Linked DNA regions of Mus musculus: region 2 is linked to region 1. A link is a loop called in an ENCODE intact Hi-C map of the cell type or tissue named here. Cell type or tissue: left cerebral cortex. All regions are shown on one strand. Each heading gives the region's core, and the rest is flanking DNA. Links, peaks and the distances in the headings are about the cores only.

Evidence for each region. A loop is a pair of places that touch in the nucleus more often than their neighbours do. Peaks named below come from ENCODE experiments on the same cell type or tissue, not always from the same donor. Only the 100,000 strongest peaks of a DNase experiment are listed, where the experiment ranks them.
Region 2: it touches region 1 in a loop (2.7-fold over the local background); 2 of 42 quality-filtered maps call a loop at or near these places.

What each region holds. Positions count from the first base shown.
Region 1 is chr4:140,074,477-140,078,866 of GRCm38, reverse strand. All of the region lies in intron 3 of Igsf21 (immunoglobulin superfamily, member 21), which reads left to right. Among named protein-coding and RNA genes, the nearest start is that of Gm52685, 6.5 kb to the right of the region's middle. In left cerebral cortex, for the core only: a CTCF peak has its summit at 2,235; DNase peaks (open chromatin) are centred at 1,445, 1,830 and 2,250; H3K27ac peaks cover 1,440 bases.
Region 2 is chr4:139,923,772-139,928,161 of GRCm38, reverse strand. All of the region lies in intron 3 of Gm1667 (a long non-coding RNA gene), which reads right to left. 4933427I22Rik (RIKEN cDNA 4933427I22 gene) reads left to right here. Exons shown (of 3, transcript NR_045159.1): 3 at 942-2,051. Among named protein-coding and RNA genes, the nearest start is that of Gm1667, 16 kb to the right of the region's middle. In left cerebral cortex, for the core only: a CTCF peak has its summit at 2,707 (motif pointing left); DNase peaks (open chromatin) are centred at 1,814 and 2,349; H3K4me3 peaks cover 802 bases; H3K27ac peaks cover 1,697 bases.

The sequences.
Region 1 (4,390 bases), core at 70-4,069:
ATCCACCCTTCTCCAGCGGGCTTTTGCAAAGGGCTTTCTGAAAGAGAAAATTGAGGTGCGTCACAAGAGGTGTGTGTAGGTGTAAGGCCGTCGCCATTTTTAATTCTAGACTGTTCTGTCCTGTCTTCTGGGAGTTCAACTTCCCTCTTTGTTACCAAGTGGCTCAGGGATGTGCCCACACAGTGCTTGAGGGTGACTCAAGTATCACCACTGCAGGTGACTTTCATCAAGTCAGATGACACATGCTGCCCTTGGCCTGGGTCCAGAGTCTGTGTTTCTTCTAGACTAGGCTTGACTCTAAGTCCATCTCTAGGGGGAATGAAAGTCAGGGAGGCATTGAAGCTAGCAGAAGTGGCTAGGAACAGAGAGGCTCCAGAGAGCAGGATAGAGGCTGTCGTGAATGTGTGTGTGTGTATGCGTGTGTGAGTGTGTGAATGTTTGTGTGTGTGATTAGCTTTCTGACAGCCCCCGTGGTTGAGGGGAACCCTGAAGGGCTGTGACATCTGTCCTTTAATTCTGTCCATTGGCACCTGCTATGGTCCAAGCATATGCAAGTTCTACCTTCCGGTTTGGGGGTTGGAGAAGCCCCCACCTGGAACCACCTAGCCTGTTTTATGGGCAAATTTCAACAGAAGGAAAGTCCCAGATCACAGGGAGAACCAAGAACAGGAGACCCCAGGTATGTGCACTGGCCAGCTGTAGCCTCAGCTCCCCACCCCCACCCCCTGCAGAGCCTGTGAGATGCCTTGGCCCACCTTTGGCTGGCAGGCTCCCAGGGGGATTTCTGTGCTTGCCTAAGGTTGATCAATGTATCCAGCACCAAGCGGGGTCTTCCACTGAGGAGCCCACCCCCAGCCAAGTTGTCAGTATCCTTTCCTGTTGTCCCCAGATACCTCCCGGGGGCCCAATTCTCCCACCAGTAACTAGTCTGTCTCCCAGGCTTGGGACATTGAAAGGGACTATGAGGGAGGTTGCCTCTAAGCGGAAGATAGAAGGCTAGGAAGACAGCTAGGGACAGGGAACAGCTGGGGCTGGCTGAGCAAGTGCACATCTGGACGACTGGCCCATATTAAATTATTCCCAGTCCCGGGCCAAACTCTTCCAATTGCACAGGCACAAACACGAGACGAGACACAGGGCAGGAACCGCACTTCACCTTTAGCTTTCCTACAAGGAGTAAGCAGCTCTTATTAGCAAATGTCCAACAGCACCCAAGGCTGCCAGAGACTTTACGGCCATTTTTATTAGCTCTGCCAAGGCAAAGCAAGCATCAGCACCAGTGGGCATGACTCTGAACTGAGAGGGAAACAGGTGTTTGAGGGAGACACGGGGGGCTGCAGAGGAGGCAGCAGAGCAGCCATTGGAGGCAGCCCGGTGGCTTCAAGAGCTGGACAAACTTCATAACCCCACACTTGGTCTCTTTCCAGCAGGGGTGAGGGACAGCTGAGCCCAGCAGGCTCTCAGCTCATAAGATTGCAGGGGGTGTGTTTAACCTACTTGCAAGAAAGAACTCTTCCCAGCCCCTCAGAGGCTTGGTTTCCATGCAAACAATGCTGTCCAAATGAAAAGGTACTTTCATCTCTTCATTAAAGTGCGGCCTCAGAGGACCCATTGCTACCTGAATCCGCACTCTTAGCCCGCAACGAGGTGCCTCGAGTGTATAAATGAAGACGTTTGAATTACAAAATGCCGTTTAAATAGAGTGCATTATACAAGTTTGGTCCTGAAGAGTCTCCTCATTTGATTGCTGGATTTTGGCACGAGACATGAGGCCACACGCCATTTTCTTCCCTCCATCTGTTCCCTCCTTCCTCCTTTTTGGGCCTGAGCCAGATCTGAGCTTGCAGCTACACTGGACTTGATCCTTACAAAGGAAGCCTGGAGTGGGCTGCAAGTGTGGGGAGGGATGGGTTGCATCCCCACGGTTAGGAGATCACCATGGCAGCAGGATGCAGGTGGAGCAGACTGGATGGGCTGGGGAAGGGGGGTGGAGGGAAGAGAGGAGAACAGAAAAGAGAGGTCCTGTTCGAAGGAGAGGCCCATGATGGAAGGAAGGAAGAAGTCTGTCTGTCCCTGAATGTATGTACCCTACCAATGCAAGGAATGGGGAAGAGGGGACCAGAGGAACCGGCTTGCATCTCAGTGACAAACCACTCCCTACCACTTTCCCAATCTGTTTTGTCTGGTTGGTACTGCTGTATCGGGGCCTGAAAAGTTTATACTCCACCACTAGGGTTCACCCACGGCCCAGGAGCCTTTCCACCCATGCTGCACCCCTGCTGCCTGCTGGATTTGGAGTTCTGGTGTAAAGCTCACTGCCAATGAGCACCTTAGCTAGGGAAGCAGGTTGGATGCCCAGGACAGGTGTGCAGAAGAGATGCTTTTAGGAGGCTCACGAGTGGCCTACGTAGAACGGCAGAGCTCAATCAGAGGAGCTGGCTCAGCAGGTAAAGGCATGATAGTACACATCTCCACGTACGCATGCGCTCGTCTGAGCTCAACCCCTGGGAAAAGAGAAATGACTCCACAATGTTGTCCCCTAGCCACCAATACATGCCACAAATCACACGCCTATATGTGTACATCCACTCACACCCAAAATAATACACTTTGAACATAATTAAATCTGAGAGGATTGGGAAACTGACTCACCAGGTAAAGGTGTTTGCTGCCGAGCTGGACAACCCGAATCTGACTCCCAGAACCTACTTACGGTGAAAGAAAACTGACCCCCACTGCTTGTCATCTGACCTCTACACGTGTGTCACGCCATGTCTATGCTTATGCACACCAATGCACATACAATAAATAAATAAATGTGATGACATTTTTAAACACAAAAAATAAAGGCCAAAAAGGCACTGAGGCGAGGGAAGGGGTACTTATCGGAGCCCTTTAGAGCAGTGGTTCTCAACCTGTGGGTCGCGACCCCTTCGGGGAGTTGAACAACCCATTTGCGGGGGTGGCATATCAGAATCAGATATTGTGAGCATCAAATATTTACATTACAATTCATAACAGTAGCAAAATTACAGTTATGAAGTAGCAACAAAAATAATTTTATGGGTGGAGGTTTCCACAATGTGAGGAACTGTGTTAAAGGGTGGCAGTGTTAGGAAGGTTGAGCACACCCAGCCATGTTGTCCCTCTGTGAGCACACAGGAGAAACGAAAGCAGATACCCATGGATGCATTGCGGCTGCCTGGCTAATGGTGAGAGCCTAAAGCAACACAAGCGACCATCAGTGGTCAGACAGATAAAGATGCCCACATGGCGGGATAACACTCACAGCCAGATCCACACAATGGCTCGTGGTCTGGTGGTATGGACAAAGGAATGGCAAGGTAGTGACAAAAAATGGGGCTCTGCGTTAAAGGCTCCAACCCCAAACTGGTGCTACACCAAGTTAAAAGATTTTAAAAAAAAAATATATATGTATGTGGGTGGAGGGAGACAGAGATAGAGTGTCACGGAGAGATAGAGCAAGTGTGTGTGTGTGTGTGTGTGTGTGTGTGTGTGTGTGTGTGTGTGTGTGTGTGTGCGCACGCGTGCCCTCCACAGCACATGTATGTAGGCCAAAGAGCATCTTTCAGAGGTAGTGGAATCTCTTCTTCTACCACACTGAATCAGTACTTTCCTTCTTGTGGTCCCTGCCCCTGTGCTAGCTGACCCACAGCTTCCCAGTGACTCTCCTGTCTCCACCTCTCCTCTCACCACAGGGATTAGATGCATTCTACTGTATCCAGCTAGCACTTCATGTGGGGTTTGGGAATCAAACTCAGAAAGCACTTTAATCTACTAAACCATCTCCCCAACCCAGTGGATGAGCTTTAAGAGGTGGGTCCCGGTGAGCAGTCTTTAAGTTATTTACGGTATATCCTTAAAGGGGAGAACAAGACCTGCCTCTTCCTCACTTATCGTTTCTGGGTTATTCTGCTTCTCCTTGCCACCCACATTCTGTCACAGGCCTGAGAGAGCAGGGCCAAACTCTACCACCTGAAATTTCTGAAACAATGAGTCCAGAAGAGCCCTACTTTTGTTTAAGGTGATTGACTCAGGTATTTTGTTACAGCAGCAAAACTAACACAGAAAAGCAACAAGGTTGCATGCCCCATAAGATACAATTTAGAAGGCTGGAGAGATGCCTCAGAAGTTAAGAGCACTGACTGCTCTTCCAGAGGTCCTGAGTTCAATGCCTAGCAACCACATGGTGGCTCACAACCATCTGTAATAGGATCTGATGCCATTTTCTGGTGTGTCTGAAAATAGCGACAGTGGATTTACATACATAAAATAAATAAATAAATCCTTTTAAAAAAAAGATACAATTTAGAGATTGCAGATCCTTGGCAATGTGTTTCCTAGGGATAGGTGTGGATAGTACGGCCAT
Region 2 (4,390 bases), core at 284-4,283, 150 kb after region 1:
GAAAAACTCAGGACTCTAGATTCCAAGTTTCAACCTTCCAGTGGATGTCCTTTCCTTGTATTAAGAAGTCTGTAGGAGCCGGGCGGTGGTGGCGCACGCCTTTAATCCCAGCACTCGGGAGGCAGAGGCAGGCGGATTTCTGAGTTCGAGGCCAGTCTGGTCTACAAAGTGAGCTCCAGGACAGCCAGGGCTACACAGAGAAACCCTGTCAAAAAAAAAACAAAAACAAAAAACAAAAAAACAACAACAAAAAAGAAGTCTGTAGGAAGACCAACAGAGTCAACTAACCTGGACCTTCGGGGACTCCCAGAGACTGAACCACCAACCAAAGAGCAAACATGGACTGGCCCTTGGGCCCCTCCCCGAGTACACATATGTAGCAATGTGCAGCTTGATCTTCATGCAGGTCCTCTAACAACTAGAGCAGGGGGTTATCCCTGAATCTGTTGCCTGCCCGTGGATTCCATTCCCCTAACTGAGCCACCTTGTCTGGCCTCAGTGGGAGAGGATGCTCCTAGTCCTGCAGTGACTTGATGTGCCAGGGTGGGGTGATACCCAGGGGCACTTCCCCCTTCTCAGAGAAGGGGAAGGAGGAGTGGAGGGAGGGGCTGTGTGTGGGGGGGGGCTGGGAAGAGGGTGCTGTGATCAGGATGTAAAGTGAATTAATTAATTAATTAATTAATTAATTAATTAATTAATGAAAAATAAAAGAGGCCTGTGGGACCTGGGAGGCCAGCTGCACTATGGTTAGGCAGCCTTCAGGGTCAAAGAGCACAACCGATTTTCAGTGCTGCCTGTGGAGAGCAGACAAGGGCTTAGTCTAAGGCAGCTTCAGATGCCCCCTGGATCTCTGATGAGGCCTGAGTTATCCATCACAAAGAACTGTGGGCCATGTCCCTCCCTCCTCCAACTTATGAATCTGTGTGTGCTTCTTTCTATAGGTGTGAGGACGGACGTGGCCAGGGGTCACCTGTCTCTGCATCTTGGGCCATTCAGAGCTCCGGGCCAGGTCATTGTGAAGAGCTCCACTTCTCTGTAGGCCATTATGGTGAAAAGGAGTTTAGCAGACAAGGGCTCAGGACACGCCCCTTCTGTGCCCAGGCAGAGTGTGATGTCATCAGCAAAGCCAGCATGTATGTTGGGGTCAGAGGACAGGGTGTCAACTCTCACCTCTTCACCTTGTTTGAGACCGTCTCTCTGCCGGTGTGTGTGCTAGGCTACTGAGGATTGCCCTGTGTCTGATTCCGGTTCCCCAGTAGGGATTACATATGTCTGCACGGTTGCATCTACCGTGGGCTTTGGGGGTCTGAACTCCAGCTGTCAGGCTTACATGTCAATCACTTTGTCTCCTGAACCATCTCCCCAGCCCCATACTCCTCACCCTTGCTTTGATGGTCATCAAGCCCTTGGTAGTGGTCACCTGACTCTAAGTCCTAGTCTCTTTGCAGTAGGGTTCTCCCTTCCGTTGAATGCACTGCGTGGATTTTCCCTGTTTTCCCGCGGTTGGACTCCAGGGCCTTGTGCATAAGAGGCAAGCACTCCAACTCCGAGACACTGCCCTCGATGGCTGGCTCTGAATCAGATCGATAACCAAATACAGGCATCCCCATCTCTAAAAACCTTCTGAGATTGCATCGGAGAGAATGGAAGGCGCCTCCGCCTCCGTAGTTTAAACAGAAGGAGTTTTGCCTAGCAAAGGAGCATTAGCAGCCCTCAAACCTTCGAGACGGGAGAAGCAGGCTGTGAGCTGAGCCTTAGGGAAAACCTCCAGTCCCCAGAATCCTTCTGGGTCCCCTCCACCGTTACCAAGGAAACCAACAAATTGGGAAGCTCCTTAAGCATACCAAGCCAGTAAAAAGAGAAGCGCGCACCCCATTTCTCTTCCTATTTAAACTCTTTCCAAGCCCAGTCCTGTTCGTGTGACTCTGGTTGGGGAAGACTGAATCGCATCTGAAAGTCTTCCTTGCAAGAGGGTTATAGGGAAATTGGTTTTCTTTTCCTGGCTTCTTGGTATAAAAAGGCACGCGTGAAGGAGGTTGGAATAAATGTTGAACAAGAGAGCGCGCCGCATCCTCCTCGCCGCTAATCTCTCCACATCTGAGCGGTTCTTTTCTTGAAAGCCTCAGTCAGAAACCGGCTTTGAGCTCACTGAGAGGACGTTTGTCTGTTCAGCTCCACCGGGGGCTTACGGAGTGCGCTTGTTGGGTGGGTGGGGGCGGGGGCTGTTTAAAGCTGCCGCTGAGATGAAGGAAGCTGGGCGTGCTTCCTGCTGGAGTTCCTGGGCTACAAAGGGGCACAAATAAATAGAAAAGAAGCAAAGAAAACAGCAGGAGACAGTACTGTGGGAGGATGGGAGACAGCTCCGTGCAGGGAGTGCTTCCTACAGGCGCCAGCTGAGTTGAGTTCCGAGCCCCAGCTCTGTAAAAGTAAAAGGCAGGGCGGGTGTGACAACGCAAACTCCGAATCCCAGCTCTGGGGAGACTAAGATAGGAGAATCCTTGGGGCATAATGAGCAGCCTGCCTGACTAAACCAGTGAGTTCCAGGTTGAGCGGAAAGACCCTGTCTCAAAACTAGAGCCAGAGAGATGACTCGGTGGTTAAGTGCCCTGGCTGCTCTTGTACCCGACTCCGGTTCAGTTTCCAGCACCCACAGCGCAGCTCACAACCATCTGTAACTCCAGTTCCCGGGGATCCAACGCCCTCCTCTGGCCTCTAGAGGTACTGCACGCACGCGGTACACTGATATCCAGGCCAGTCAAAACACCACAGGCATGAAATAGTCTCTGCTATGGAGATCTCCCGTTTACTTCCAAAGCTTAAGACAGGGTTTCCGGGTCTGAACAGCCCAGCCCACAGGGGTGGCTATGAACCTCATCCAAGCCCACATCCTCCTGCCAAGTAAGGAGGGCTGCATCGTTCCCAGGACAGGCCCAGGTCATAGAGAGCAGGATTGCTGTCCTTCCCTGTCACAGGTCTGCCTCCTTGCTGAGGTAACTCAAGGTCTTGAAGTTCTGAGTCCCTGTTTGGCATTGCACAACAGCATCTTTATCCCAGCCTTGGGGGAAGTCCAGAGTCTCCTTGGCCGCTTCTACCTCCTCCATTCAAGGTGTGTCTGTCCTCTTTCTCATCAGAGCCCCAGCACAGTGGCTGCTAAACTTGGAGCTTTCTTTTGTTTGGGGAAGGGGACAGTGAACAAATGGTGTGTGTATATGCGTGCCCACACACGTGTGCATGAGTGTGCATGTGTGTCTGAGTGCGTTCATGTGTGTACATATGTGAGTGTGACTGTGTGCATGTCTGTGTATGTCTCTGTAAGTGTCTGTGTTTGTTCGTGCTTATGTGCATGCGTGTGTGTGTGTGTGTGTGTGTGTATGTGCATGTGAGTGTGTGCATTTGAATGTGCTTGTGTGTGTGTGTCTGTTTGTCTCTGTGTGTTCCTGTTTGTAGACTGGTATGTGTGCAGGGGTGTGTGTGTGTGTGTGTGAACATTCAAGGAGGCCAAATATAGATATCAAATGTCTTTCCTGACTTGTTCACCCTATTTTTTAGGACGAGGGACTTGAAGCTTGAGAATCTGACTCTGCTGGCTGACCAGCAAGCCCCTGCCTCAGTATCCCCAGCACCAGGACTATAGGCATGCACTGTAGGGCGCAGCTTTTGTGCATGTCCTGAAGATGGGAACTCAGAGCCTCCTAGTTGCAAGGGAAGTACTTCACCGACAGAACCAGCTCCAGGCTGTTTCATTCTGTGTTGAGACTGTGTTAACTTGGACACCCAAACTAGACAAGGCCAGTGAAAGATGCTGATTTAATTTAAGCTCATACTTCTACGTGGGTCCCAGTATTCCAGATAAAATACCAACAAATTGCGGGAGCTGGAGACATGGCTCGGATGGCAGCGTGCCTTCTGTACAGACATGAGGACCTGAGTTCCATCCCCAGCACTTGCATAATGGTGTACACATACACACACACACACACCTACACACTCACACACCTATACTTTCACACACACACACCTACATACTCACCCAGACACCCCCACACACACCTACACACATACAGATACACACCTACACATTCACGCATAGCTACACATACCTACACATACACAGACACACACCTACACACACACACCTATACATTCACACACACCTACACATAAACACACCTACACACTCACACACACACCTACAAACTCACACACTCACTCACACCTACACACTCACACACACCTACACACACAAAGACACACACCTACACACTCACACACACACCTACAAACTCACACACTCACTCACACCTACACACTCACACACACCTACACACACAAAGACACACACCTACACACTCACACACACCTACACACTCTCACAATACACCTACACATT